Regions from separate parts of the Homo sapiens genome. Here region 2 is linked to region 1. A link is an interaction called in ENCODE POLR2A ChIA-PET data of the cell type or tissue named here. Cell type or tissue: Panc1. All regions are shown on one strand. Each heading gives the region's core, and the rest is flanking DNA. Links, peaks and the distances in the headings are about the cores only.

Region 1 (6,031 bases), core at 786-4,785:
AATTTCTTCATTGGTGTCTCAACACCAATGTTAACTTTCTTCTTCCTTGACAATTTGAAGGGGATCACTAAAGTGTTACAACGACTAAAAAATTATTTGTTATTATTTTTCCCTGATTTCTGAATTTAAAACAATCTAAACATTTAGACATCATTAAAAATTATCTTACATAGGCAAAATGAAGACTTGGATGGATGATAATTTATATGAGTTGGTTTAATAATAGCCTTACTTATGTCTATTGTAAGTGGCATAGAATCATTCATCTCAGTGATTCTTAATCCTAACTGTATATTCAATCCTCTGTGAAACTTAAAAAAAAAAAAGAGAAGATAAAACATATGTCCTGATCGCCCTCTTAGAGATTTAAATTGACTGAGTCTATACTACATCCAAGGAATCTGCATTGTTTTAAAAAGTGCCCCAGGAGACTCGGATACACAGCTATGGTTGAGTACAACCACTTTACCTCGTAAGTGTGTCTGTTGTGTCTAACACATAAAAACTGCTGGACTATTGTGAATAAATGGTCTAGTCAGTTGAGTCAATGTGTCAACTCAGTACAAAATCACTCAGATAGTTGTTAAATAGAAATGACTGGGGAGCTCAGTAAAAATTGTTGAACTGTTGGTCCAGACAGACTGAATCTTTGTTAAAATGTTGGAACAGGAAGAGCAGGACACAATGTTTCTCTGAAGTCAATGGTCATAGACCATGAAACAAAAACAAAGTCTTAAAAATAGAATGTGATTTGCTGTGACATTTCTTGAGCTGACTATCTCTCTCCCATTGTCCTTTTAGCTGTAGTGGTGTTTGCCTTCATCCTCTGCTGGCTCCCCTTCCACGTAGGGCGATATTTATTTTCCAAATCCTTTGAGCCTGGCTCCTTGGAGATTGCTCAGATCAGCCAGTACTGCAACCTCGTGTCCTTTGTCCTCTTCTACCTCAGTGCTGCCATCAACCCCATTCTGTACAACATCATGTCCAAGAAGTACCGGGTGGCAGTGTTCAGACTTCTGGGATTCGAACCCTTCTCCCAGAGAAAGCTCTCCACTCTGAAAGATGAAAGTTCTCGGGCCTGGACAGAATCTAGTATTAATACATGACCTAGCACATTGCGAGTACAGTCACCGCTTATTACTCTAAACCGGAAGACATAGCACAGCAGAACTTGGGAGGAAGCTGAAGGTTAATTTTGGAATTAGGAACACATAGATCCAGAAACATCTGGGAGGGAAAAAAGATATCATTTGTAGGGTGTGAGCAGTTTGATTTGATCGCACAATTATCAGTGCTCTCATACACTATTTCTGCATATTCACTGTCTATGATTTTGCATTCTGCTGCGGGTGCTGGTGAGGGCTTTGCAATTCAGAGAAAGGAGGAAGAGCAGAGTGAGCAATTAGGGCACTTCTTGGTAGGTAAATACAAATTTGCTTTGCTTTTTCATAATGATCAAAATTATTTGGTTAAAAGAATGACATTACAATACAAAATTTAAAATGTAACTTTTAAAAACTAGCTATTTTCATAAAGCTCTAGAGCAGTGCTATCCAAGAGAAATATAACATGAGGCACGTGAGCAATCAGTACAAAAATTATTAAAAAGGAATTTACATTCTTTTTTTTCACACTAAGTCTTTGAAATCTGGCATGCTTTTTACACTTACAGAAACCCTCAATTTGGACACTAAGTTTTCATTGGTAATATTTGATGTATTTAGATTTCATAAAATTTACAGATAAAAAGTAGATTCAACAATCTAAGTTGTCTAAGCACACTTAAAAGTTTTCCAGTAACTGAAACAACGGTAAACCTTTAAACTTAAAATTAATTAAAGTTAAAAATTCAGTTCTTCAGTTGCACTAGTCACATTTCAAGTATCCAGTAGCTCGAGGTTACCACTCAGAACAGTACAGCTCTAGAGTATATACAAAACTTATCATTCACCTTATATGAAATGTTTAAAAATAAATACTGTTTCCCTAAAATGTTTTTATAGTGATGTTCACACAGCAGAATTTTAGAGTGATGAATACTAAAAATCACACCTAAATGTCCTGTTCTGTATGCTCAGAAGAGAATGAATATGAAATGTGTAACATACATTTTTAAATTAAGTTGAGTTGCATGTGTTAATATTCAGGAAATGAAACTTTTTAAAACAATTATGGGTAATCACAAACTGCCTCATATGGCTTAACAAAAATTTTGAAGTCAATTATAAGGCTTCGATTTGTGAATAAGGGAACAATTTGTAACGTGCTCTGGCAAGATTACAAGAAAGTTAATGAATATAGAAATTTTTCAAGTGATGAAGGCAGGCTTATGTGAAAAACTGAGAATCCCCTAAATGCTACTGCTTATTGATATTAAAAACTTTCAAAAATCTTATAGCCATTTATTTTTAAATGTCTATGCTGTGTCCTGTCTCCAAATTAGTTTTGCTGCTTATATCCCATTGCTTATCTGATAGATATGATTACTTGGACTTCCAGACCCTCTCTTAATTCTAATTATGAATGAATAGACATCTTCAACTAAATATTATACATTTGGTTATAAGTATATAATTTTCATTTATATTGACATTGCTTCCTATACAGTCAACTCTTTGCATACTAAAGGTATTAACCCAAAAATAACTTTTTCATAATCCTGTGCAATACTTAGTCATATAAGCAGTTCCTTCATGAAGTTATTGGTTCACAACTATGGAATGGATGGAACCATTTAGGGAAATTCCTGCCATGACTGTTTTTTCCTTCATCAAAAAGAAAGATAATCATGATGAAATAATCGATTGATTATTTAGTTTGGAAACATCCAAACACAATCATAATTAGAATCATTTCTCTAGAAAAATATTTCTGAGATTCGTTCTGACACTAAAACTGCACCACCAATGTGGTCTAAATACAGAACACTAGCAAGCTGATTATGTAGTTAATTCCTAAGAGTGCATCAATATTAAAAAAAAAAAAACACTGACCCATTTAAGTTCATGGGATACTAATTAGGGCATTAAACATTATTGTCCCGGAGAGGGCCCAATAAATCCAAAAGAGGTAGTTCAGCTTCCTGAAGCCTTAGAATTTTTGTCTACAGATACATCCTACTTGAGAGGAAACAAACAAGAAAACCTTGACCTCCATCACACAGCTGATTGCTTTGGGGGAAAACAATCCCAACTTCTAATTCATTGCTTAGCCTCCTCTCTTCTGGGTTTATGTCTAGTCTTGGCCTAATTCACCTCCAGGGAGTAGTTAATGTAGTAGGGACCACCATTGTCCTTCAGTGGTATTAATCTGGAAACTCAGAGAATATGTTTAGAGGAAGAGATCTTTAATTTGTCCTCTTATACCATTGCCTTTTTATTGTTTGTAACTTCTTTATTTTATCATACTCCTTAAATCATTTAAGACTCAGGGAAAAGAGGAACTTAACTGAGGAGTATTGTTTGTAAAAGTCCATCATTTCATAAGCATTTAGTATGTGCCTGACATGTTCTAAACTCTAACAATTAATAAGCCAAGGATTTTATCCTTAAGGAGCTCACAATCACTTGTGTGTTTTGTTGCAGCAGGCAACTGATAACTTCTTTAAATTGTGAAATAAACATCTCCGGTTGACACTGGATCAAGGGGCTGGCTGTTCATCCCATTGTGTTGCTGTGTATTTGGCTCAAAATAAATTCAAGATGGGCTGTTCCTCCAACAACTGGTCAATTCTGTAGACACAGTTAATGTGTCTGCTAGCAGTAATTACACTCAACACATTCTTCATTAATGTAGGGAAAGTAAAGTGATCTTTTTTTACTCTGTGTTTCCATTTTCCTGGTTATCGAGCAATGAGGTGTTTGTCACCACACCTTACACTGTGGCACATAATCAAGTGTTGGATCATTTTCATTACAGGGAGTAACTGTTGTATAAGTAAGAACTTTTAAATGATTGCTTTAAACATTCATTGCCATGAGTTACTCAAAATTAGAAGTTTCACTGTAATGAGATTTAGAAACACCTCTAGTGCCCGGCCACACCTTGAAAATCATTTTATAGTAAACTTTTTATTGCAGTGCATGTTGTTGTGATGCGATTTGACTTGAATTTCCACTTTTTCATGCCAATACTTTTATTAAGAATCTCATATCATTACAAGCATTTTATAATTTTTAGTTCCACACTGGCAGTTTTAACTTTTTTTTCTATTTTTTTATTTACTCATATACTTGAATTATGCTGTTAAAAAAAACTGTGAGATTTTTTGCAAGTTTGGTGCCTGAAAGACTCTCCTGTCTTTTAAAAAGTAGTATGTATATCTTTAAAACATGACATACATATTTACGTGTCAAAATTTCTTGTCACAATGAGTGAATAGAGCTTTCTGCTTTCACAAACACTGAATCTCTTGTAAATAATGTCATTAAAGGATAAAGATAATGTCATTAACAGACAAACCATGTCTAATATAGTTCATTAGCTAATGATTAGCCTATTTTTTTGGCAATTTAAATTGCAACACCAGCCAGAATATATACGATTGTAACTTAACTGGGTGATTAGTGACCGATGTTAATTCAGTGAATTCACAACATAAATATTTTTTATCTAGAGAATGAACGTCTGGTCGAAATCAGTAGAAAAGAATGTGCTAGTGATAGATGCTGTTTTAAGCTAACATCACTTATTTATTCACATTAAATGAATTCAATCATGTTAGTCTTGACAAGAATCTGAGTTTGAAGCAGGTGAGGGGGAAAGTTTGGATGAGGCTTGTTTTTGTATTTTCTCTTTTGAACTCCAACTTGCAGGATGCTAGAGGCTAGCTTTTTGTTGACAGAATTGTCACCATCCTTAAGCAAAAAAGGCTGCCATGTCTATTCCCCTCCCAACTATCTGGATATTTGCTGGAATTCCAATTAATATTTTATGCTATGACACAGGATATACATTTGCTCAAGGAACTAGCAACTACACTCAAAGCTGGCAAGCCAATAAATCTCTCAAAAATCATGCCTCGTGTAAACGTTCAGGAAGTTCCACCAAAATGGGTACGACTATTCTTTCCAGAATTCCTCTCGCCCCCAGCCACAGAGAAAGCTTTGAAGAAGAATGGTTTGAAAGATTTTTTGTGTGTTTAACATCTTAAGTCCAAAACATTTCTCTGCTCAAACAACAAAAACATTTATCTTTTTCACTTTTACCACTATAGGTTTAGTATACTAGAAAACACTTGTCTCTACTAAAAAATACAAAAATTAGCCGGGCATGGTGGCGGGTGGCTTTAATCCCAGCTACTCAGGAGGCTGAGGCAGGAGAATCGCTTGAACCCAGGAGGCGGAGCTTGCAGTGAGCCAAGATCACACCACTGCACTCCAGCCTGGGTGACAGAGCAAGACTCTGTCTCAAAAAAAAAAAAAAAAAAAGGAAGGAAAAAGAAAAACACTTGTTCGTATATATATGTCCAAACAGCCTAGTCCCCTGTTTCACTGATATATGAGGTATTCCATATCTGCATAGAATTTCATACTTGGTTGATTTGTCATAGATGTTACTGATGATGTTTTGATTTGCAATTCTTTTTCTTTAGGGATTTTTCTGAATGTCAATGAAGAGTTTACGATAGCTTTCATGTACCTGTTGTATGCAACTACACATAGGTATTCCTTCCTTTGAGTGTTCTCAACCAAACAATTGCCTAATAAATGTATTTTTAAAGCATATGGCTGACTTCTTCCACTTAGTTACAAAACTTGGTGTCTGGAATATTTTACCTCTACTCTTGTCTCAGATTTAGTTCTATTTTTTCCTTTTAATTCCAGAAATATGTATTTTGCACCTATGAGGAGGTGTTTGTTGTAGTAAATTTTATTTCCCCAAAGGCTCCAATATTTAATAATGAGTTAAACAATTCTTGTAAGAATTAAGAAGAGTGGGAGGCTAAGGTGGGTGGATCACGAGGTCAGGAGATCGAGACCATCCTGGCTAACATGGTGAAACCCCATCTCTACTAAAAGTACAAAAAATT
Region 2 (6,031 bases), core at 736-4,735, 250 kb before region 1:
AATGAAGGAGAGATCTAGAAGCTCATAATGATAATGCAACAAGTTTTAAAAGTAAAAGCTTAAACTAGAGAGCACAAAGGCAGGAGTGATGGTCTGAGGGATGAGTTGGATAGGGCACCATAGAGGAAGGGATGTCTGACATGGATACTGAAGGATGGACTGGGGTTTGGTCATGAGGGGAAGCAGAAGAAATTTCAGTAACAAATGGAATCCTACAGTCCAGCCCGCTCTATGTTTGGAGAAAGTATCTACTGCCCAGACAAGACAGACAAGTTGTGTAAGCAAAGTGTGTACAAAGAAGCAAAATATAGGAATATGAGTAGGTAAAGGGTGTTTGGGCAGTGTGTGGATGTCAGGGAGTAGACAATGTTTAAGTTACATAATCCCTGGATGTCATAGCTGCTTTAAAAATTTCCCCACAGAAGCATAATTTCTTTAGCAAATTAGAACTGAATTATTTTATTATAAAAGGTAGATAATCATGCTATAGAAATTTTGGAAAATAGAAAAAAAAATTACCTATAATCTCACCTTAACACAACCACTGTTTCTTTTTGTGTATGTTTTGTTTTTGTTAGGTTGAATATGCACTATTAACATTAGAATTCTAACAGAAGGATTTGTCAAATTACTGCATATTATTTCCATCTTTTGTAATGGATGCATTAGAGCTTGTGTCATTTTTAAACCTAACTATTCTCCTATTACCAAAAATTTAGACTGTTTAGTTACTTGCCACCATAAATAATGTTACAGTGGACATATTGTATAATCTGTTTCTTAGGATTTCCCTCAGAAGATTCCTAAAAAGTAGAACTACTAGATCAAAGGCTGTAAATATTTTTGCAGGTCCTATTACATATTTCCAAGTTATTTTCCAATTTATATGGCTAATAGCAATGTGCAAGAATGTTGATTTTGCTACACACTTTTCCAGAACAATTGTAATCGATTTTTTTAACTTGTTACTTCAGTGGCTTAAATGGTTACCTTGTTTAATTGGAATCTCTTTGAAAAGAGTTGACATTAAAATTCTTGTTCATTCCTTCAATGAATATTTATTGCATATCACTTTGCACCAGCACTATTCTGGGGAAAGAGCAGTAAGCAAGCATAATTCCTGCGTTCATACTCTGTATTCTTAAAGAAATGTTCATTTAAAAAAATGCTTGGCTGGGTGCGGTGGCTCACGCTTGTAATCCCAGCACTTTGGGAGGCCGAGGCGGGTGGATCACGAGGTGAGGAGATTGAGACCATCCTGGCTAACATGGTGAAACCCCGTCTCTACTAAAAATACAAAAAATTAGCCGGGCATGGTGGCGGGCGCCTGTAGTCCCAGCTACTTGGGAGGCTGAGGCAGGAGAATGGCGTGAACCCGGGAGGCGGAGTTTGCAGTGAGCCGAGATCGTGCCACTGCACTCCAGCCTGGGCGACAGAGTGAGACTCCGTCTCAAAAAAAAAAAATAAATAAATAAAATAATAAAAAATAAAAAATAAAAAAATGCTTGAGGGGTTAAACATTTTCCCCCACCTCATACAGCTGGCAAGTGGCTACAAAGAGATTATAAAATGGTCTATTTTACTCTCAGTCTTTCCAATTTTACTATACTACCCTGAGAAGGGAAATACAGGGGCTTTTTTTTTTATTTTGAGATGGAGTTTGGCTCTGTCACCCAGGCTGTCACTCCAGGCTGGAGTGCAGTGGTACAATCTCAGCTCATTGCAATCTCCGCCTCCTGGCGCTCAGGTGGTCTACCCGACTCGGCCTCCCAAGTAGCTGGGATTACAGGCTCGTGCCATCACGCCTGGCTAATTTTGAAATACAAGGGCCAGGTGTGGTGGCTCATGCCTGTAATCCCAGCACTTTGGGAGGCCGAGTCGGGTAGATCACCTGAGGTCAGGAGTTTGAGACCACCCTGGCCAATATGGTAAAACCCTGTCTCTACTAAAACTACAAAAATTAGGCGGGCGCTTGTAGTCCCAGCTACTTGGGAGGCTGAGGCAGGAGAATTGCCTCAACCCGGGAGGCGGAGGTTGCGGTGAGCTGAGATCACGCCATTGCAGTCCAGCCTGGGCAACAAGAGCGAAGCTCCATCCCAAAAAAAAAAAAAAAAAAAAAAAAGTTACTCCAAGTCATTTCATGAGGTACATGTGAATATCGGTCTTATTGCTTTATAGTCTTGCTTGTTATGAACAAAATGAAATCCTCAGCTTTACTACAACTTATTACCTAGAAGAACTTTGGCTTTTCCAGAAATCAAATTCAGCTTCAGGCAAGGAGCATTTGTCCCCGCTAAGGGTAGTCAAGGAGTAAACCAAAGTCTCTGAAAACAGTTCTGCTGTTTAGAACAAAACAAAAGTTTAGTCAGTGGTAGCCACATTAGATCGCATATGTGAATTCCCAACTCATTTGCAAAGGTGAAGACATTTACGTGCTCTGAAAGTTGCTTTGGTTTTTCAGTTTATGTGAGGATTGTCAGCTTCCACCCCTGCTTGGGTTGTAGAATCCTGCATGTCCAGAGCGTCTGTAAGTTACCACCAAGAGTTTAACCTGTCAGCCCCAAGGACAAGGGCCAACACCTTGTAGCATTGCCTGTGACCCTTAGCACAGTACTGGACACCTATCGTAACACTGTTATAAATAGCCTACTTCCTGGTATTTGAGTGTAGATAGTGCTATCCTGGTGAAGGGTGAGGAGGACAGCATTTAGGCCACTTGGACTTTCTTTCATATAAAGATATTAAAAATACATATCTTATATAAATATGATATCATCTCATCTATTTTCCTTTAATCTTCTAACTCCAACCCAGTAATGATCTCAGAAAAATTAATCCTTCCATTTCTTTTGTTATTTCCCCCAAGAGTGACCATAATTACCTCTGACAAGACTATACTCAAATCAAGGAAAATAAAATCTGTTTTGAAGGGAAAAGAAATCTTAAAAAGAAACAAGTGCGTCAGCTTGAGAAGATCCAATAAATTCCTTTAGAGTCTCCGTAATCTCCATGTCCATTTTCTTTTTTTTTTTTTTTTTTTTTTGAGGTGGAGTTTCGCTCTTGTTGCCTAGGCTGGAGTGCAGTGACGTGATCTCGGCTCACTGCAACCTCCGCCTCCCAGATTCAAGCGATTCTTGTGCCTCAGCCTCCTGACTAGCCAGGATTACAGGCACCCACCACCACGCTAATTTTTGTGTTTTTAGTAGAGACGGGGTTTCACCATGTTGGTCAGGCAGGTCACGAACTCCTGACCTCAGGTGATCCACCTGCCTCAGCCTCCCAAGGTGCTGGGTTTACAGGCGTGAGCCACTGTGCACGGCCTCCATGTCCATTTTCATTGTTCTCTAATTAAACTGTTTCTATGCATTAACATAATTTAAAATTCAAAATAAAACTGAACAATCAAATTTCTAATTTTATGCCTTGGTTCTGTTTGTTGTCCAGGTTAGGGGCTAGAACACTGTCAATTATGCATATTATTGTTTGTATGAAACGATGTGATCAAACTTTCAAACAGCCAGCTTGACAGCCAGAGACTGACCTGCACATGTTATTTTTGGCCCACATTGCATATTAAACATTTTTTAACTCATTGCCAACACCGAAAATTACAGGTATTTCACACAATCTGGGCTTTCTACTTCTCTTGAAAAATTGCCATCTGGCAACACTAGGCCAGCATCTCTGTGTCATGTAATCGCCTGTGGCTGAGCAGCAGCTGCTTTCTGAGGGCATTGTTTCTCTAGTTTACCACAAGACTCCCTACTCCCTGATATTACACCTGTTTTACTCATTTCCATTAGTTGCCCTGGTCCTTGAAGACATGAGTTTATGACCTATATTCTACAGAAAGCTCATTTAATGTTTCATGTAATAAATATTTATTGAATTACTTTCATTTTTACAAGTGTTGCAAATGGTTCCTGTGCTTCAGAGATTCAGAATCTATTTGAGAAGATGAAAGATATTGTGCAGCAAGCAAAAATAATCAGGAACATAAGCCTAGAGACGTTAGGAGGCCGTCAGTACATGGGTGATTTTCAAATGGGCAGTACAAGGCTGTGAACTCCAAGGGGTGAAAACTGAGCCAGGATGGTATTACAAAGGTTCAGATTGAAGCTGTACCTTGAAGAATGGGTCAGAATAGTATCACGCAGGGGCCAAGAGAAGCGGGTGGCATGGGTGATAGAGGAGAAGAAAATAAACCATCAACAAAACCAAGCTGCATGTTTGGGAAGTAGGCCTATTTGGTTGGATTAAAGGAGTACAGGCTATCTCTCATCAGTGAAAGCTTCTGTCACCCACCCTTTAATTCTCACCATTATTGTCCGTTAACTGTACAGTTGTTCAGGAGATGCCCAAACAGAAAAGCAGCAAGCTGTTTGCGTAACTTCCAGCCCACTTCTTTTTAGGCAAAGCATGTTTTCCACTTTCTTAAAACTCCTACATGTTAGTCCTTCCTAGCTCTCCCTCCCCCAAGAAAAAATGGGGAAGAGACCTTGATTCCTGGCACATGAAGGCCTCTGGAATCAACTAGGAAAACTTGGTGTGAGAAAGACAATAGGAAAAGTGAGAAAACGGGAAGCTGGTTATGAAGTTAGGAGAAAATGCAAAGGAAGTGCGGAAAGTTTAGCATGTACTACCACATTTCTGGAAGGGCCCAGGATCACCCGCCACTTTTGCATAAAACCTAGGATGCCCATGTGAAGAGCCTTCACCTCAAATCTCCTTCAGGATACTCTGGGCTTATTCCTCTAGTCCCTTGGAACCTCTTAGATCATTGGGATGGCTTTGCATGTCCACATCCCAGTATCGAGCATCACATAGAACTTATGCAAGCAAAATCAGTACAGTCCTATGTCCTATACAATTGGACGTAAGATCAAGCTGAAATAAGAGCAAGCATCCACCCTTCTGTCCCCCACAGAAATACACACTATGTGGACATCTTTTACACTGTGTGAACACTAGTCACTATGTGAATACACTATGTGTAGTACCAGGTGAAGTGTTGGGTATTTGGTGTGCGGAAGACCGGAAAGAACTGGATCCAGCAGAGGAGAAATACTTCAAGAGGATGCTCTGGGCTGGGACTCAGCTGGGTTGGAGCCCTGGCCCCAATATATAGAGCAGGACATTGGTTACTCATGTCAAGGATGGACTCAGTCTTCATCTGTAAAACAAGGGGGCTAGGCAAGGCCTTCCCAAAGCAGTCTCAAGGGATGTGAAGAGTTGTGAAAAGACTAAAGTTTAAGCAGAGTTAAGTAAATTTCTCACCGCCTGCTGGGACTTGTCAGTGTGTTTCAAAAGCTGACGTGCATTGTGAATCTCTGAGAGGAGAATTGCTGGGCAGCAATTTCCTGAGCTGAGTGAATCACAGATCTCAGAACTCTTCAGCCTGCTCTCATTGCAAAGTTGTGTCCTCCATCTGCTGTTCTGTAGAATGTTTGGGAAAGGCTGCTCTGTAGTTTTCCTTCCAGCTCTGACATTCTAAAATTCTAAGTTGGTAAAAAGGCTACAAAAGCCTGGAAAGCCAGAGATGTCAAAGAGAGGTCAGAGATCTGGTTGTCGTACTTGTCTAACAAGGTTGCACGTGGTGAGGATTTAGAATGATGCTCTACTTCTAGGTCTAGGGGAACAGATGGAACAGAAGAGTGGGAGAAAAATCAAAACAAAATAAGTATAAAGTTAAGTCGATGAAGGGGAAGAGAAAAAAAAAGTTAGGGTTGCAGAAGCATTGAGATAAACTGGAACTATTTTCAATCAAGATATAATGAAAGAATCTTGAAGTAGAAACCTGCTGCCCTGATTCTTGTCTGAACGTGTCTGTAACTGGGTGACTCAGAGCTTGTCACTCATCTCTCTGGGCATCAGTTTCCAAGAAGACAGTCTGTATTTGTGGGCCCTTTGGGTTTTAAAATTATACGACTTCATTTGCATCCATTTAAGATTGAAGCCTTAGGGAAGGGATTTATTGAAGAAAGATGTATGAAGAAATGAAGGCTGAGACCTAGACTAGAGAGAATTATTA

What was found. ChIA-PET counts read pairs that join two places held together with the same protein. Peaks named below come from ENCODE experiments on the same cell type or tissue, not always from the same donor. Only the 100,000 strongest peaks of a DNase experiment are listed, where the experiment ranks them.
Region 2: POLR2A ChIA-PET joins it to region 1 with 8 read pairs; 2 of 35 experiments call an interaction of 5 or more read pairs at or near these places.

The regions. Positions count from the first base shown.
Region 1 is chr3:172,440,236-172,446,266 of GRCh38, reverse strand. GHSR (growth hormone secretagogue receptor) reads left to right here. Exons shown (of 2, transcript NM_198407.2): 2 at 802-2,976. The coding sequence ends at 1,106. Among named protein-coding and RNA genes, the nearest start is that of GHSR, 5.2 kb to the left of the region's middle. In Panc1, for the core only: no CTCF peak of the experiment used is centred there; no DNase peak of the experiment used is centred there; H3K27me3 peaks cover 1,970 bases.
Region 2 is chr3:172,685,343-172,691,373 of GRCh38, reverse strand. All of the region lies in intron 1 of NCEH1 (neutral cholesterol ester hydrolase 1), which reads left to right. Among named protein-coding and RNA genes, the nearest start is that of NCEH1, 23 kb to the left of the region's middle. RefSeq lists an enhancer at 1,468-1,967. In Panc1, for the core only: no CTCF peak of the experiment used is centred there; no DNase peak of the experiment used is centred there; H3K27ac peaks cover 445 bases.